Regions from separate parts of the Homo sapiens genome. Here regions 2, 3 and 4 are each linked to region 1. The links are chromatin contacts, found by Hi-C or POLR2A ChIA-PET in ENCODE. All regions are on one chromosome and are shown on one strand. The core of a region is the stretch at or near the end of the contact, and the rest is flanking DNA. Distances in the headings are between cores, read along the strand shown.

Region 1 (3,718 bases), core at 859-3,358:
TTCGAGACAACCTTGGCCAACATAGTGAAACATCATCTCTACCAAAAAAAAACAAAAAACAAAAATTAGCTGGGTGATACGTGCCTGTAGTCCCAGTTATTCAGGAGGCTGAGGTGGCAGAATCGCTTGAACCTGGGAGACGGAGGTTACAGTGAGCTGAGATCATGTCACTGCAGTCCAGCCTGGGCAATAGAGTGAGACCCTGTCTCAAAAAAAAAAAAAAAAAAAAGCAGAAGATTCGGATGAATTACTTTAAGGATGTTATGTCCAATTGCTGATGCCCAGAAGTCTGGTTGTTCAAGGCATTATCGGAGACTGAAGAAACATAGACTTTTCCCCTCAGGTCTCTGAAACTCCCCCTCCTTTACTCTCCAGCTGCATAAAAACTCCCCACTTCGGGCCAGGCACAGTGGCTCAAGCCTGTAATCCCAGCACTTTGGGAGGCCGAGGCCGGCAGATCACCTGAGGTCAGGAGTCTGAGAACAGCCTGGCCAACATGGTGAAACCCTGTCTCTACTAAACATACAAAAATTAGCCAGGCGTAGTGGTGCACACTGTAATCCCAGCTACTAGGGAGGCTGAGGCAGGAGAATCACTTGAACCTGCAGCCTCGACGTTCCAGGCTCAAGGGATTCTCCCACCTCAGCCTCCTGAGTAGCTGCGACCACAGGCGACTGCCACCACACCCAGCTAATTTTATTTTATTTTGTAGTGACAAGTCTTATTATATGCCCAGGCTGGAAATTCATCTTTTAATTCCCATAGGTGAGCCCTCTGCCAAAACAGTAGTAAAAAGCTGGAAGTACTTTAAAGCCCAGCTGTAGAAAGAGTTTTAAATCACTCATTTTGCATGTCATCCTGCTCTTGGACAGATTCAAGACTTACTGCTAACTGAAAAGATGGGTGAAGAGTAGTGTGTAGTGTGGGGTTTTTGAGTAAGGGGAAAATGGAGGAAATATATTTATGCATATTAATATATATACATGTATGGGAACCTCCCACACGAGCGGGTTCCCAAAATATTAGGAAAAATAACAATAAAAATAATGCAAATACAAACAACACAGTATAACTACATTGTATTAGGTATTACAAGTAATCCATAGCTGATTTAAAGTGTGTGGGAGGATGTGCGTAGTTGTAGGTAAATACTATGCCATTTTATAGGAGGGACTTCAGCATCCGCAGATTTTAGTATGGGGTGCTTGCTGTCCTGGAGCTAATCTGCCTGCGGATACCGAGGGACGACTGGAGATCATCTAGGAAGGGCACGCAAAAACCCTAACAGTGGTTGCTTCGGGGAAAGAGAATGGGGGAACTCAGGGTAGGGATGCAAAAGAGACTTGCCGCCGCGAATCACGCCGAGGTGCCCCGCATCCAGCCCTGTGCTCCCGCCCCGGTCCAGGCGCGCTGCCAGGCAGAGTCCCTTGCCCAGCCCCAGAGAAGGCAGCCCATCTCCTGGGCACCGATCCTGAACGTCGGCCAACCTTGCAGGCCTAGCGAAGACCCCAAATTCGACGCGGCAGGCCTGAGGCCTGGGGAAAAAGTGACCCGAATTTCCCGCAATCTCAAGGACACCCAGGGGCGCTCCAGCCCCTCACAGCCCTCCTCCCTCATTCACTCTCACGCCTCGCCTCGCCTCCGGCTCCGGCCTCTCCGCGCCCAGTCACTCCCACGCCCCGTCACTCCCACGCCCCGCCCCTCCTCTCACCCGCGTAGTGCTCTCAGTCTCTCTTGCGCCCCGCCCTTCTGCCCTGCGTCACTCGTGAGCCCCGCCCCTCCTCTCGTCCCGCCCCCCTCTCGTCCCGCCCCTCCTCTCGTCCCTCCCCTCCGCTCGCCCCTCCCCTCCTCTCGTCCCGCCCCGCCCTTCTGCCCTTCGTCACTCGTGAGCCCCGCCCCTCCTCTCGCCGCGCCCCGCCCCACGGCTCGCAGAGGTCCGGAGCTTTCCCGTCAGCAATGAGTCAAGACCGGAAGTCTGGGAAAGGGTGCTCTCAGTTCCCGACAGCGGGGGCTGGACAAGACGGAGACGGTACTGGCAATACGTCGGTTGAAGGGAAGCGGAGCGGAGCACGCGCGGGCTGTGACGAGGGAGCGGAGAAACAGCTGTCCCGTTAGCCTCGTGTTGACGTCCCGGGTTCAGCCCCAGGAGGACGAAAAGACTGTGCCGTGTCCTTCCCGAGGGGAGTGGCGTTCCCATTGACCTGCATACCTCACCTCATACTCGTGCGTGGACGTGTTCCAGCCAAGTCCCGTTCACTCCAGCTCCTCCGTCTCCACCCTAATCCTAATTATTGGTGTTTCGTTTGAAAGGGTTCTGTGAATTTGTCAAGCAGGAAAATTTGGGGTCCGACAGAATTAAGCAATTCTCTTTAATTAAATAGCTTGCGGAGTCTTTAATTTGTTAATATGCATTTTTCTAATCGTAACTAACTTTTGCTTTACATTTACTTTTTTTTTTGAGACGGAGTTTGGCTCTTGGCTCTTGTTGCCCAGCCTGGAGTGCAATGGCGCGATCTCCGCTCACTGCAACCTCCGCCTCCCAGGTGCAAGCGATTCTCCTGGCTCAGCCTCCCGAGTAGCTGGGATTTCAGGCATGTGCCACCACGCCCAGCTAATTTTGTATTTTTAGTAGAGATGGGGGTTTCTCCGTGTTGGTCAGGCTGGTCTGGAACTCCCGACCTCAGGTGATCCACCCGCCTCGGCCTCCCAAAGTGCTGGAATTAAGGCGTGAGCCACCACCGTGCGTGGCCTGCTTTACATTTACTTTCTGTAAGGCTAAGTAATTTACAGTGTCATCTAATCCTTTTAATAATCTTATGAAGTAACCATTATCAAGATATTACAGATGAAGAAATAAAATTGTAGAGACATGCCCAAGATCCCCTTATATTAAGTGACGGAGCTAAATCCAAACCCAAATCATTTATACTGATTGCCCGCAAATCCCTTTTTACACTGGTGCATCACTTGAAACCAGTCCTACAAAGAATGTGCTTTTATCTTGGAGTCCTTGGAGAGGTAAACTGAGGTTCGAACCAAATAAAGGAACATGAGCCCCGGCCCTACCATGGAAGGGGTGGATTGCCTAGCTTCTTCTGGCCACAAGGTGAGGCAGTGAGGAAACTGCAGGAGGCTGGGTTTGGGGTCCCAGCAGTACTTCCTGCTGCCTTGAACAAATGCAGCTGCTCACTTTTACACCCCTTGCAGAACACTCCCCAAATATACCAGTGAAACCCTGAAGGCAAGGCCAGTGCTGGAAGGAATCTAAGCCTCCTGCTCCTGAGGGAAAGGATTTTATTTATTTATTTTTATTTTATTTTTGAGACGGAGTCTGGCTCTGTCGCCCAGGCTGGAGTGCAGTGGTGCTATCTCGGCTCACTGCAACCTCCGCCTCCCCTCCCGGGTTCAAGAGATTCTCCTGCCTCAGCTTCCAGAGTAGCTGGGATTACAGGCGCACGCCACCACACCCGGCTAATTTTTGTATTTTTGGTAGAGACGGGTTTCACCATGTTGGTCAGGCTGGTCTCGAACTCCTGACCTCATGATCCGCTCACCTGGGCCTCTGAAAGTGCTAGGATTACAGGCCTGAGCACCGCGCCCGGCCAGGAATGGATTTTAAAACCCTTAGGAGGCCGGGCACCGTGGCTCACGCCTGTAATCCCAGCACTTTGGGAAGCCGAGGCGGGCGGATCACGAGGTCAGGAGATCGAGACCATCC
Region 2 (3,718 bases), core at 525-3,024, 380 kb before region 1:
CACCTGAGGTCCAGAGCTCCAGACCAGCCTAACCAACATGGAGAAACCTCGTCTCTACTAAAAATACAAAATTAGCCGGGCGTGGTGGTGCATGCCTGTAATCCCAGCTACTCGGGAGGCTGAGGCAGGAGAATCGCTCAAACCCGAGTGGCGGAGGTTGCGGTGAGCCAAGATTGCGCCATTACACTCTAGCCTGGGCAACAAAAGCGAAACTCCATCTCAAAAAAAGAGGTAAAGAAAAGAAATGTCATGAAAATATAATAGCTGACTAGCTGACAAAATAAATCATAACTACCCAATATATTCAAGTAGTCTTATTAATAACCAGGGATCTTAGGAAGAATAAAATCTGTAGACATGAGTTAGGAAAGCATTATAGAATAGATGCTAGGGGTACAGACTTTGGAGGTAGAAAAACCTGGTCTGATCCTTCTTCTGCCACTAACTAGCTCTAAGAATCTGAGCACAAATTCTGTTAGCCTCAGTTTCCTCATCTCTAAAATAAACAGTACCTCATTGGACTGTTGGTAGGATTAAACAAAATACTTCATGTCAAGAGTTTAACAGGGTCCCTGACACAAAGAGCTAAATAAATGGTTACTGTCACTAATGCATTTGGCTTGGGAAAATGGGAATAAAAAATCTTAAGTTTTCCAGCAACTCTTAAAAAATCTACCCAAGGATTAAAATAAATCTCCAATAGAATATAGTTTTAGAGAACATCTGTCCTTGAAACAATTAAATGACTTTGTTCAATAAAAAGTTGAGATTCCTTCCACTCCTGCTATTGAGAATGCTGATCCAAGGGAGAAAGATAAACTGGGTTCCCCCCAGTTCCAAGGCTGATGAGTGGTGTAGGCTCACTAGCGGGCCCATTTGGGAACCTACACAATCCCAAATTCATATTGGAACCTAAGAACAATATTACTATTATATCTTGCAATCAAGAGGAGAATAAAAGTCTCCTCTAAATACTTAGATAACAAAGTTTCTTCATTCTCATTTCCACTTCATCCCATTCCACCCTTCCTGACCACCAAAACCAAACAAAATATCCATTAACAAGAAAATTAAGAGCTGTATCTGGAGAGCAGTCAGGATTACACCATAAGTATTAGGTGTAGCTAAGCAGGGACCCGAGGTCAGGTGCTTGGGTGTTTTGCTTTTCTGCCAAGACGGACATCAGGCTTAAACCAATAGTAAAAGCTGTAAGATTAGAATTTCTTGTATATAACCACATTCTCTCATATACACCAAACACACAAAAACCCACTCCATTGTGCTCACCGCCCACATTTCACACTCAGGAAATAGCTTGTAGCCTTTTTGGCGGTCCCAGCCATTTTGCTCTAAACCTCCTAAAGACGTCCAGTGTTAGCCACACAAAAAGATCACCCGGTACTTCCCCAGTGGGAATAGTGAAAAACGACAGTTAACTCCAGTTAGACAATATTCTACTCTCCCTGTGGCCAGGACAGAAGCCGAACGATACTCCCAGACTCTTCCAGGGGCACGAACAGGAGTGACGAGGGGCCTCACTCCCCAGGCAGGGTTGGTCCACACCTGTCACCACGAGTGGGCGGAAGTAGGGAGGAAGAAACCTTTAGACGCGAACCCGAGCCACCCTGGTACATTCTCAGATCCCACTCACCCCAATCTTCATCCAGCCTGTGAAAGAGTCCCGGGCTAAAAGGTGACTCCATGGTGCCGGCAACCCCAGCCGGCTCCCCCATTTCACAAGTTCCTTCTCCCTGGAACTCCGTGATTAATATCTGGGACGGCGGCGGCAGGCGGACAAAATACTCCGTAACGCTGACGAGACGGTGGCCTAGTAAAGACAAACTACTTTTGCCGCACGAGGGATTTGTACGACACAGGAAAACGTCAGAGACTAAGCAAATTTGAATAGACCTCTGAGTAAATATTTCCCTTTTGGAGTTTTCAGGACTTTCTGTCCCGCTGTTTTATGGGGAAGGCGGGGGAAGACACGCAGACATCAATTCGACTAAACAAAGTTTATCAATAATATTAAAAATAAAAAGTAAAGCCCCTTTCTGAACATTATGGCTTATTCCTTGATTATCCTTCTTAATGCCACAGCGTGGCTATCTCAGAACAAAATTAGAGACTAACAGTAAATTTACTTTAATTTTTACGAATAATTCTCTATCAATGTAAAAATTTTTCATATACGCGTGTATGAAAGAAAAACACTACTATTTTTCCACATTCGTGAAAACTGCTTAACTGGGACAGTAACCGAGGTAAGTGGTACTATAAAACATACTTCTAGAAAGACTACTTTTATTTAAATAAATTGAAACAAAGCAAATATAAAAAGATAAACCCCCCAAATTTATCTCCTAAAGATAAATTTCTAAAGCATAGTATTTAGTCAAAGTCCAAGCGAGTCTACCCTAAGACCTACAGTAATCGAAGTTCCCAATATTTGTATTACTAAAGATTCGGGTTTTATTTAAAGGAAAATCACATACATCACGAACTCCAACTGAAAATATGAACTGAGTTTGATAAAGCAGTTTCAAGAACGCTACTTAAGAGAATTTCTTTTTCATCCATTTTAAATTTCAGCGGCCAGTGAATATTTAAAATACTGTAACCGACGAATACGTATGCTTCTAGGACCACGTGGAATCTTTCCCATGGTAGGTAAGCAAAACAAATGTGCTTCCCAGAACCCTCCAAACTGCTCGTGGGTATATTACTACAGATTACATAATGCAGCAGCGTTCCGGGACGCAAGCCCAGAAAAAGATAATTAAATCCCCTTACGTCAGATGTAACTACTTTTGTCATTAGAAAACTAATAAATTTTCACTTAAGGTGAAATTTATAACACTTTAATTCTCACCCAATTACAAATTCAAAAATTGACATAAAAAACTAAAATAAGGCCGGGCGCGGTGGCTCACGCCTGTAATCCCAGCACTTTGGGAGGCCGAGGCGGGCGGATCACGAGGTCAGGAGTTCGAGACCAGCCTGGCCAACATAGTGAAACCCTGTCTCCACTAAAAATACAAAAAGTTAGCCAGGCGTGGTGGCGGGCAAGTAGCTGTAATCCCAGCTACTCGGGAGGCTGAGGCAGGAGAATCGCATGAACGCGGGAGGCAGAGGTTGCAGCGAGCGGAGATCGCACCACTGCACACCAGCCTGGTCGACATTGCGAGACTGCGTCTCAAAAAAAAAAAAAAAAAAAAAACCTAAAATAAAATAAAATCATCGAGTCTTCTGTATCCCACTAGACACCTTAGTCTTTTAAGAAAATCACCATGACAAATCGCCAATTTTTTTAATTTCCAAAAGATTTTATTTTTATTCAAAAAGTGCAAGTAATTATGAAACAAACATTTGTGACCTATCACCAAGAATTTAAAAATTTAACATTTTTCATTTTTGTCCCAGATTTTTCATAAGAAATTAAATACTACAGAATTGAATTCCTCTTTCCTCCCTGCTTCATTTTCCTCCCTTGGCGTAGGCCACTTCTACCATGAATTTTATGGGTATAAAATTTTATTTTATAAAAATAAAAGTGTAATTCTAGTCCACTTTTATTTTTAGTTTTACGGTGCTTAAACATGTTTATAGACACATGCATTTAGTGTCATTTGGGTTTTTTTAATGTATGTAAACTTTAATGTTCTCCAAATCATTTTTCTTATTGGATATTAAGGATCTACCCATGGTATTTCCTTGA
Region 3 (3,718 bases), core at 444-2,943, 370 kb after region 1:
TTTCTTTTTTTTTTGAGACGGAGTTTCGCTCTTGATGCCCAGCAGGCTGGAGTGCAATGGCGCGATTTCAGCTCACTGCAACCTCCTCCTCCCAGGTACAAGCGATTTTCCTGTCTCAGCCTCCCAAGTAGCTCAGATTACAGGCATGTGCCACCACGCCCGGCTAATTTTTTTTGTATTTAGTAGAGACAGGGTTTCACCACGTTAGTCAGACTGACCTCAGGTGATCCACCCACCTCGGCCTCCCAAAGTGCTGGGATTATAGGCGTGTGCCACGCACCCGGCCAAGACTATTAAGCACCCAGTAGGTGGTTTAAATTGAATGGAACCAGAAGCAGAACTTTGGCCAAAGAGATGGGGACAAAGGAATGAGAGCAAAGGTGAAAAAGGCAAAATGTCAAACAATATCATTCTTTTGGATAAAAATGTGGTCTTTTCCCTTGCAATGAGGTAATGCTAAGGAAGTTTTTTCCCCACAGTCTGCATATGCTTAGTACAGTTAAAATTAAATCATCGTAAAATAGAAACTACAACTAGCAAAGGTGTTGAGCATGAATTTCAATTAAAAATGATGTAGCAATATAAATATTAACAGAAAGTTTGAGTATCAACATTGTCTATAGAAAAAAGGTGGCTTAGTCAGCACACAACTATTAGTCACAGTGAGAAAACAAACAATTCTGAAATGTAGGGACCTGTTCACAGATCAAATATGTGTAAAGGACATATCCAGTCACCCAGAGATGTTTCTAGAGCATGTTCAGCTCAGTTTGTATCATCTGGGTGTGTTTTGTGTACATCTGTTTAACTTTCTTCTTGAGATAACGTAATTCTGCTCTTCCCAAGTTGTGTTGTTGTGGGTTTTTAAATTTTTGTTGTTGTTGTTTGTTTTTTGAGACAGGGTCTGGCTCTGTCGCCCAGGCTGTAGTTCAGTGGCGCGATCTAGGCTCACTGCAACCTCCGCCTCCGGGCTCAAGCCATCCTCCCACCTCAGCCTCCCAAGTAGCTGGGACTATACTGCCCAGGCTCCCATTTTCCAGTTGAGTGCTCCCTTTCCCTTTTTTTTCCCCTTTCTTCCTCCCAGCGTAGCTCATCTCTCAAAGCCGGTGGGGTGGACAGAGGAACAGTTTGGAGGTGGTGCCAAAGTAACATTCCATTTCTCTCCGGGTCTTCTCCCCTACCCTCCCATATTAATATTTGTTTTTTACTTGCCAAGAGGCAGGACCAAAGTTTCTGCAGGACCAAACTGCAGGTGCAGTTGCACCAAGCAACTTACATTCAAACAAACACAAAACCCCAAGCCAAGCCGGTCTCCGTAAATCCCACACCACGACTGCCTTTCCTACTTCCTCCTTAGAGGTACTTCTCAGCCCTCTAGCTCCAACTGAGAACCCAGCCAGTCAGGAAGTCGCTACTTCGGGAACACCAACCAATCAGGGGGCCGTCACCTGCTGAAGGTGCGGAATTCGTCTCCTGACGCGACAGTCTCCTGGGCCAATCTGAGGCAGCTCCTGTGGGGAAAGGCGCCAGTGCGCCGAGGCGGGGAGTGGCGGCGGGGTAACACCTGGCCGAGGTGACTCGTTCTGAAGAGCAGCGGTTCCTTACACCAATCGGAACGTGCAGGGGTGGGGAGCTGGCCAATCAGGCGCGGAGGGCGGGGCCGGGCGGGGTTCCACCTGGCGGCTGGCTCTCAGTCCCCTCGCTGTAGTCGCGGAGCTGTGTCTGTTCCCAGGAGTCCTTCGGCGGCTGTTGTGTCGGGAGCCTGATCGCGATGGGGACAAAGGCGCAAGTCGAGAGGAAACTGTTGTGCCTCTTCATATTGGCGATCCTGTTGTGTAAGTTCCCAGAGTTTCGGGAGGAATCGGTTGGTCGGGTCAGAGGTTGGAGGAAGGCTCTCCCCACGCCCCTAGCCCGCGGGAGGGGAGGAGCTCAGAAACCTTCCTATATCGTTCTGCGAATTATCTTTTCCACCCCTGGCTGGTCCCTCTTTCACCACTCTCACAGCTGGGTGAGTGGCTGGCTCCCCTCCCCCACACTGGTGAGTTGTGACCGCACCCCTCACGGCCACCAGGAGGGAGCTGACCCATCTGCACACACCAGAGGTACACTCCTCGTCCTCACTGGAGAGGGCCGTCGGGCCAAGGACCCTTCCACACTCATCTACCCAGCGCGCGCTCCACACGCACCTGGGAAGGGCCAGCCTGCCCCTCCAACGGCCACCCAGCATCCACGAACCCCGCTGCGCAGCCGGGAGCCTTGGCTCCTTTAACGGTCTTCGAAGAAAATCAAATGGAGGTGGTCTGGGGTGGAAGTCTCTTCCCCTAGCTTTTGCTGAAGGAGTCTCTGGCTCTTCTGAATCTTTGAATTGCGGCGGTTGCTCTGGGAAAATGTCTGGGTGCACAGTCTAAAGAGGAAATGCAATAGAAACCTGAAATTTCTCTAAGCGCAGCAGAGGTTCCAGCGAAGTTCCTTTATGGAATAACTACCTCAGGAGTCCTTAATACGTGTTGTTGATTGAGTGACTCTTCCCAGGGGGAGAGTGTATCTGTTGGTTGGCTGGATTCTCATCAGAGCCAGAGCTCTGCCCTCCCTCTGGCTGTGTATGAGAGTTTTTGTTTCCTTTGTAAACTCCCTTTCCTGAGGAACAATGAGGCTCACTTGCTAGGGCATGCCTCTGTCTCTAGATGTGTTTGTGTGGGGCTGAGCGTTTAGTCGGTTGGTTTGTGCGTTAGTCAACCTGTGGCAGTACCTGTGTGTTTATCTGATTCTTGAGTGTGCGTGTCGTTGTGTGAGTAGTTGTGTCAGTATGTGTTCTACATGAGTCTCCCCCCACCCCCAAGGTTCTTGTTTTAGAAAGTGTTAAATGAATGATTACAATCAGTTTGGTGTATGTAGATTCCCTGCCCTTAGATGGATTGACTGCTCATTTCTACCTTATCACAACATAAACCCTTGGGAGAGATTGGACCAGAGGCATATATCATCCTCTTTCTATTTTACTGATAAGGAAACAAGTCCAAAAGGGGAAATGACTTCAATGACAATAGAGTTAGGGGTGGAACCTGGGAATGGAACCAAACCCTCTTGACTTGCTTTTCCTTTTTCCATTCTTTGATCCAGCATCTCAGGCACCCTATAGCACAAGAACTGTTTGGGATACTGCTTCAGAATCTACTGTCTTACTTACCTTTAAACTTACTTTCCCACTAGCTTCTTCATTCATGTCTCCCTCTTTTTTTTTTTTTTTTTTTGAGTTAGAGTTTCGCTTGTTGCCCAGGCTCGAGTGCAATGGTGCCATCTTGGCCCACCGCAACCTCCGCCTTCCGGGTTTAAGCGATTCTCCTGCCTCAGCCTCCCGAGTAGCTGGAATTACAGGCATGCACCATCACGCCCGGCTAATTTTTTGTTTTTAGTAGAGATGGGGTTTCACCATGTTGGTCGGGCTGGTCTTGAATTCCTGCTCTCAGGTGATCCACCCGCCTCGGCCTCCCAACGTGCTGGGATTACAGGTGTGAGCCACCGCGGCTGGCCATGTCTTCCTTTTTTTCTACTCTTTGAGTTCCCTTTTCTTTAATTTCCCTTTTTTCCCTACCCCTTGCCTATTTTACTTCTGCCTGTATTTTAGAACTGCTAGTGACACCCATAGTCAATTTTTGGTTATGTGGTTCTGGTACTAAAGGTTTTTCCAACCTTTGTACTGTGCCAGTATTTTTCCCCT
Region 4 (3,718 bases), core at 830-3,329, 260 kb after region 1:
CCTGCGATCACAGGTGCGCACCACCATGCCCAGCTAATTTTTGTATTTTTTGTAAAGATGGGGTCTTGCCATGTTGACCACACTGGTCTCCAGCTCCTGGTCTTAAGTGATTCACCTGCCTAGGCTTCCCAAAGTGCTGGGATTACAGGTGTGAGCCACTGTGCCTGGCCCTTGTTGCAATATCTGATAGATACATTTTATTTACTTTATTTTATTTTTTTGGAGACAGAGTCTCACTCTGTCACCCAGGCTGGAGTGCAGTGGCACGACCTCAGCTCACTGCAACCTCTGCCTCCTGGGTTCAAGCGATTCTTGTGCCTCAGCCTCCCCAGTAGCTGGGACTACAGGCGCGCACTGCCATGCCTGGCTGATTTTTGTATTTTTAGTAGAGACGGGGTTTCACCATGTTGACCAGGCTGGTCTCCAGCTCCTGACATCAGGTGATCTGCCCGCCATGGCCTCCCAAAGTGCTGGGATTACAGGAGTGAGCCACAGCACCCGGCCTATTTATTTCATTTTTTTTGAGACAGGGTCTTGCTCTGGTGCCCAGGCTGAAATGCAGTGGCGCGATCTCGGCTCACTGCAACCTCTGCCTCCTGGGTTCAAGCAATTCTCATGCTTCAGCCTCCCAAGTAGCTGGGATTACCGGCATGTGCAACCACACCCATCTAATTTTTTTTGTATTTTTAGAAGAGACAGGGTTTCACCATGTTGGTCAGGCTGGTCTCGAACTCCTGGCCTCAAGTGATCCACCCGCCTCGGCCTCCCAAAGCTAGGATTACAGGTGTGAGTCACCATGCCCGGCCCTGATGTATATATTTTAGTTAGCATTTTACTATATCTCTGTTACACTAAACGCTTTCACCAGTTTCCTTGATAGTTCTCTATGGTTTTCTTCTTTCCTTTCGGTTTGCCCCTTCTCAGTGTTCTTTTCGGCTTCCCTCATCCTATCCCGCAAATGCAGGTATCCTCTCCAGCCCACTTCATGGCTTCAACAGCTATCTATATGCACACGCACACACACCTCAAACCTTTCTTTTGAGTTCCCAACCCACATTAGCTAATATCCCAGGGGCACCTAAAACTCATTATCTCCCCCCTAAACGAGAAAGAAACTGGTATCATTATTCCCCAGTTGTCCAAGTCACAACATTCGTACCTCTTAAACCAATCTGTATCTCCCCATCCGCACTCTCCCTTCCACAGGCAGACCATCATCATCCTTGCCTGGAAAAGAGCCTCACAACTGCTCTCCTTGATTCTCCTCAATTCATTCATCCTTCACACTGCACGCAGCGATCTAAAATGCAAATGAAATTGTTCACACCTCTGCTGAGATTCTTCAAAGACTTTTCATTGCCTTAAGGATAAAAATCAATTAATTTACAAGGCTTCGCATAATCTGGTCTTCCCCTATCTATTACCACTTTCTTAAGCCACACCAGAACGTACCCGCACCATCCTCCCCACCCCCAATTCCCAACAGCCCTACACGGATCAGCTAGGCGACACTTCCTACAGGAAACCGGCGTTCAAAAGGTAAATGCTGAACAAATGAATTCCGAGACGGGATCTGGGCACCACTTTCGGCTCCGGATCCGGGTTTACGGAACGTCCGGGTTATCAGGAAGCTCAGAGGAAAGGTGAAATCCAGATCTTGACCCTTCACTCAAGTTCGCCAGACAAACCGATCCCCGTGGTATTCCGCCCTTATGAGTCATGGCTGCCAATCCCAGCCTTCCAGTGGGTCTTGAAGTCGCCACCAGCCAGCTGTGGCGCCACCAATGTTTCCCATTCAAGAATGCTATCCTCTTCGATCCCTTATTACCGCCCTAAGCAGCCGTCAAGACAAACCGGCGTTGCCAGCTTGCCCCAAAGCAAGATGGCTGCCAATCTCTATCTCTCCTCCCGAAGTGAAGCTATCCACTCCCCGATTAATGCCGCTGCCAGGCTGCCCTCACTTACTATGGCTACTCCGGCTCATGTCTCACTATGGCCTCGAAGCCGCCACTAACCGGCCGGGTTCCGGGAGGCGCCGTTCAGGATGCAGCCACCCCCGCCCGCCTGTCCCCTCCCCCACGGCCGCGGCGGCGGCGGCGGCGGCGGCTGCTGGAGCCCGGATGCGGCGCCGTGAGGCAGGCCCGGGAGAGCGGCGCGGATGGATCCAACATGGCGGCGCCGAGCCTGAGCCGAGAGTGAGGCGGAGGGGCGGCCGGAGTGGGGAGAGGGAGTCGAGCGGGACGGGGCGGGGCCGGGCGGGGCCGCAAAGGGCTTGGGGAAGGAAAGTGGAGGGGGAGGCGGTGGCGACGTCCAGCCTGAGAACCTCAAGAGAGGGAGGTGACGGGACGCTGAGAGGTGGGGGAGGGGAGCTGCCGAGGGGGGCGTGCAGGGGAGATGGCAACTGCGGGAGAGGGCAGGGGTCGAGACGGAGGAGTGAGGGCATGGGGAGGGGCGTAAACAAGGGCTGAGACTGGGCCCAGCCAGGGGTATTAGAGAGGCCGAGGTGGGGAGTGGGGCTGCGATCCGCTCGTATTGAAGGGGGTAGGAGCAGGAGGGAGAGGCTGAGGGTGTGAAGGGGAAGGGGGCTGTGGCATGTGGTTGGAGGGAGGACTGGACTCTGATGAGGGGTGTTGCGAGGAGGTGGGTAAAGGTCAGAATTGGAGTTAAGACGTTTCTGGGGGGCTTCGAAAGTGTTAAATTGGAGGTGGGAGGGGGAAGGGCCTAGGGGAGAATTTGGGTGGAAAAGGAGAGAACGGAGGCTTGGGGAATGGAGAGAGTGTCGGTGGGAGGAGGTAATGGAGAAAGTGAGAGACTGGGAGGAAGAAAGTTTGGGAGGAAGGGGAGTGGAATGGGAGATAGGACAGTGGAGCTGCACGGGTGATAGAGGTTCGGGGGTTTCCCTTTCCCCGGTGGAGAGGAGGAGAGAACAGAGTTAAGCAGCATCAGTTGCAGCCAATTCTAATTGCCAGGCCCTTAGCTTTTAAGAGGGTGGGAAGGGCAGAAGGGAATGGTCATGTGGGTTTGCAGAATTGGGGTTGGATGAGAATTCAACTGGGTTTGTTTTCCAAAAGACTCCCTAGCTTACTGTTCCCTTGTTTTTCCTGCTTGGGAAAATGGGGAAGCCGGTGTCGCCCAAGTGTGGAGGAGCAAAGGACTTTTCTAGTTTTTAGCATTAGCAATACAAGAGTGGGGGAGCAGACATGGCTATATTGGAACCCTATATGCTAAGGTGGAGGCTCTGGAAGTCTGAGGAGGGAAAGAGAAAAGATAGAGTGGCATCTAGACAGGTTAATTAAATGAGTGCTGTAGTTTCCAGACCCTTTTGCTGTTTTAAGTCTGGAAGGGAGGGGGTAACATGGATACTGTATGTAGAAAAACTTTTCCCTGGTGAAACATAGACGTATGAGTGGATGCTGCGCCATTAGATATTTTGTTCTCATTGTGTGCTAGTTAAGGGAAAGGGCCAAATGTAGAATTTGGAGGATAGTGCTGGTCTGCTGTAACCACTTTCCTCCCAGTTTTTTCTAAAGGTGAAAGTTAACGTTAATATTGTAACAAAATAGGAATAAGGAATTGTGGAGGAAGATGAGAAGCTGCCAGAGGGTAATTGGTTTTCCCAGAAGTTCTTAAATTTGGGAGCTGTCTTGCCGCAAGCCATTGAGACTGGAAATTCTTGGAGTTGGTATTGTTTTTGTAAATTGACTAATAGAGAGTTAGG

Evidence for each region. A loop is a pair of places that touch in the nucleus more often than their neighbours do. ChIA-PET counts read pairs that join two places held with the same protein, here RNA polymerase II (POLR2A). Pooled maps may share reads with other maps.
Region 2: a map of B cell shows a loop between it and region 1 (5-fold over the local background). The contact joins the promoter of ATF6 here to the enhancer-like site in region 1. A Hi-C loop is called at or near these places in 3 of 168 maps with a recorded cell type or tissue (B cell, CD4-positive, alpha-beta memory T cell and CD8-positive, alpha-beta T cell), 2 of 37 single-sample maps with no recorded cell type and 12 of 50 pooled maps. POLR2A ChIA-PET finds 5 or more read pairs at or near these places in 1 of 52 experiments (B cell).
Region 3: a map of endothelial cell of umbilical vein shows a loop between it and region 1 (4-fold over the local background). The contact joins the promoter of F11R here to the enhancer-like site in region 1. A Hi-C loop is called at or near these places in 1 of 168 maps with a recorded cell type or tissue (endothelial cell of umbilical vein) and 7 of 50 pooled maps. POLR2A ChIA-PET finds 5 or more read pairs at or near these places in 9 of 52 experiments (CD4-positive, alpha-beta T cell, CD8-positive, alpha-beta T cell, GM10248 and 6 more).
Region 4: a map of ascending aorta shows a loop between it and region 1 (3-fold over the local background). The contact joins the promoter of DEDD here to the enhancer-like site in region 1. A Hi-C loop is called at or near these places in 1 of 168 maps with a recorded cell type or tissue (ascending aorta) and 10 of 50 pooled maps. POLR2A ChIA-PET finds 5 or more read pairs at or near these places in 7 of 52 experiments (HepG2, MCF 10A, Panc1 and 3 more).

Annotation. Positions count from the first base shown.
Region 1 is chr1:161,388,226-161,391,943 of GRCh38, reverse strand. No RefSeq gene overlaps it. Among named protein-coding and RNA genes, the nearest start is that of TRV-CAC1-1, 9.7 kb to the left of the region's middle. RefSeq lists a silencer at 1,663-1,882 and an enhancer at 2,063-2,262. Within about 2 kb of position 2,108, at least 34 of the 41 ENCODE cell types and tissues checked have a DNase peak (open chromatin) inside an H3K27ac peak, as active enhancers do; they include B cell, PC-3, Panc1 and 2 more, where a contact is called at or near this core.
Region 2 is chr1:161,764,376-161,768,093 of GRCh38, reverse strand. It overlaps ATF6 (activating transcription factor 6), which reads right to left and starts at 1,774. Exons shown (of 16, transcript NM_007348.4): 1 at 1,652-1,774. The coding sequence starts at 1,733. It overlaps ATF6-DT (ATF6 divergent transcript), which reads left to right and starts at 1,947. Exons shown (of 3, transcript NR_187280.1): 1 at 1,947-2,264; 2 at 2,593-2,670. LOC124904444 (a long non-coding RNA gene) reads right to left here and starts at 1,645. Exons shown (of 2, transcript XR_007066695.1): 1 at 1,288-1,645. RefSeq lists enhancers at 1,767-1,846, 1,877-1,956, 3,496-3,665.
Region 3 is chr1:161,019,127-161,022,844 of GRCh38, reverse strand. F11R (F11 receptor) reads left to right here and starts at 1,693. Exons shown (of 10, transcript NM_016946.6): 1 at 1,693-1,835. The coding sequence starts at 1,772. RefSeq lists enhancers at 963-1,560, 1,713-1,962, 2,263-2,312, 2,323-2,452.
Region 4 is chr1:161,131,028-161,134,745 of GRCh38, reverse strand. DEDD (death effector domain containing) reads left to right here and starts at 2,079. Exons shown (of 6, transcript NM_032998.3): 1 at 2,079-2,195. RefSeq lists enhancers at 1,615-1,924, 2,386-3,209 and silencers at 1,945-2,294, 2,345-2,564.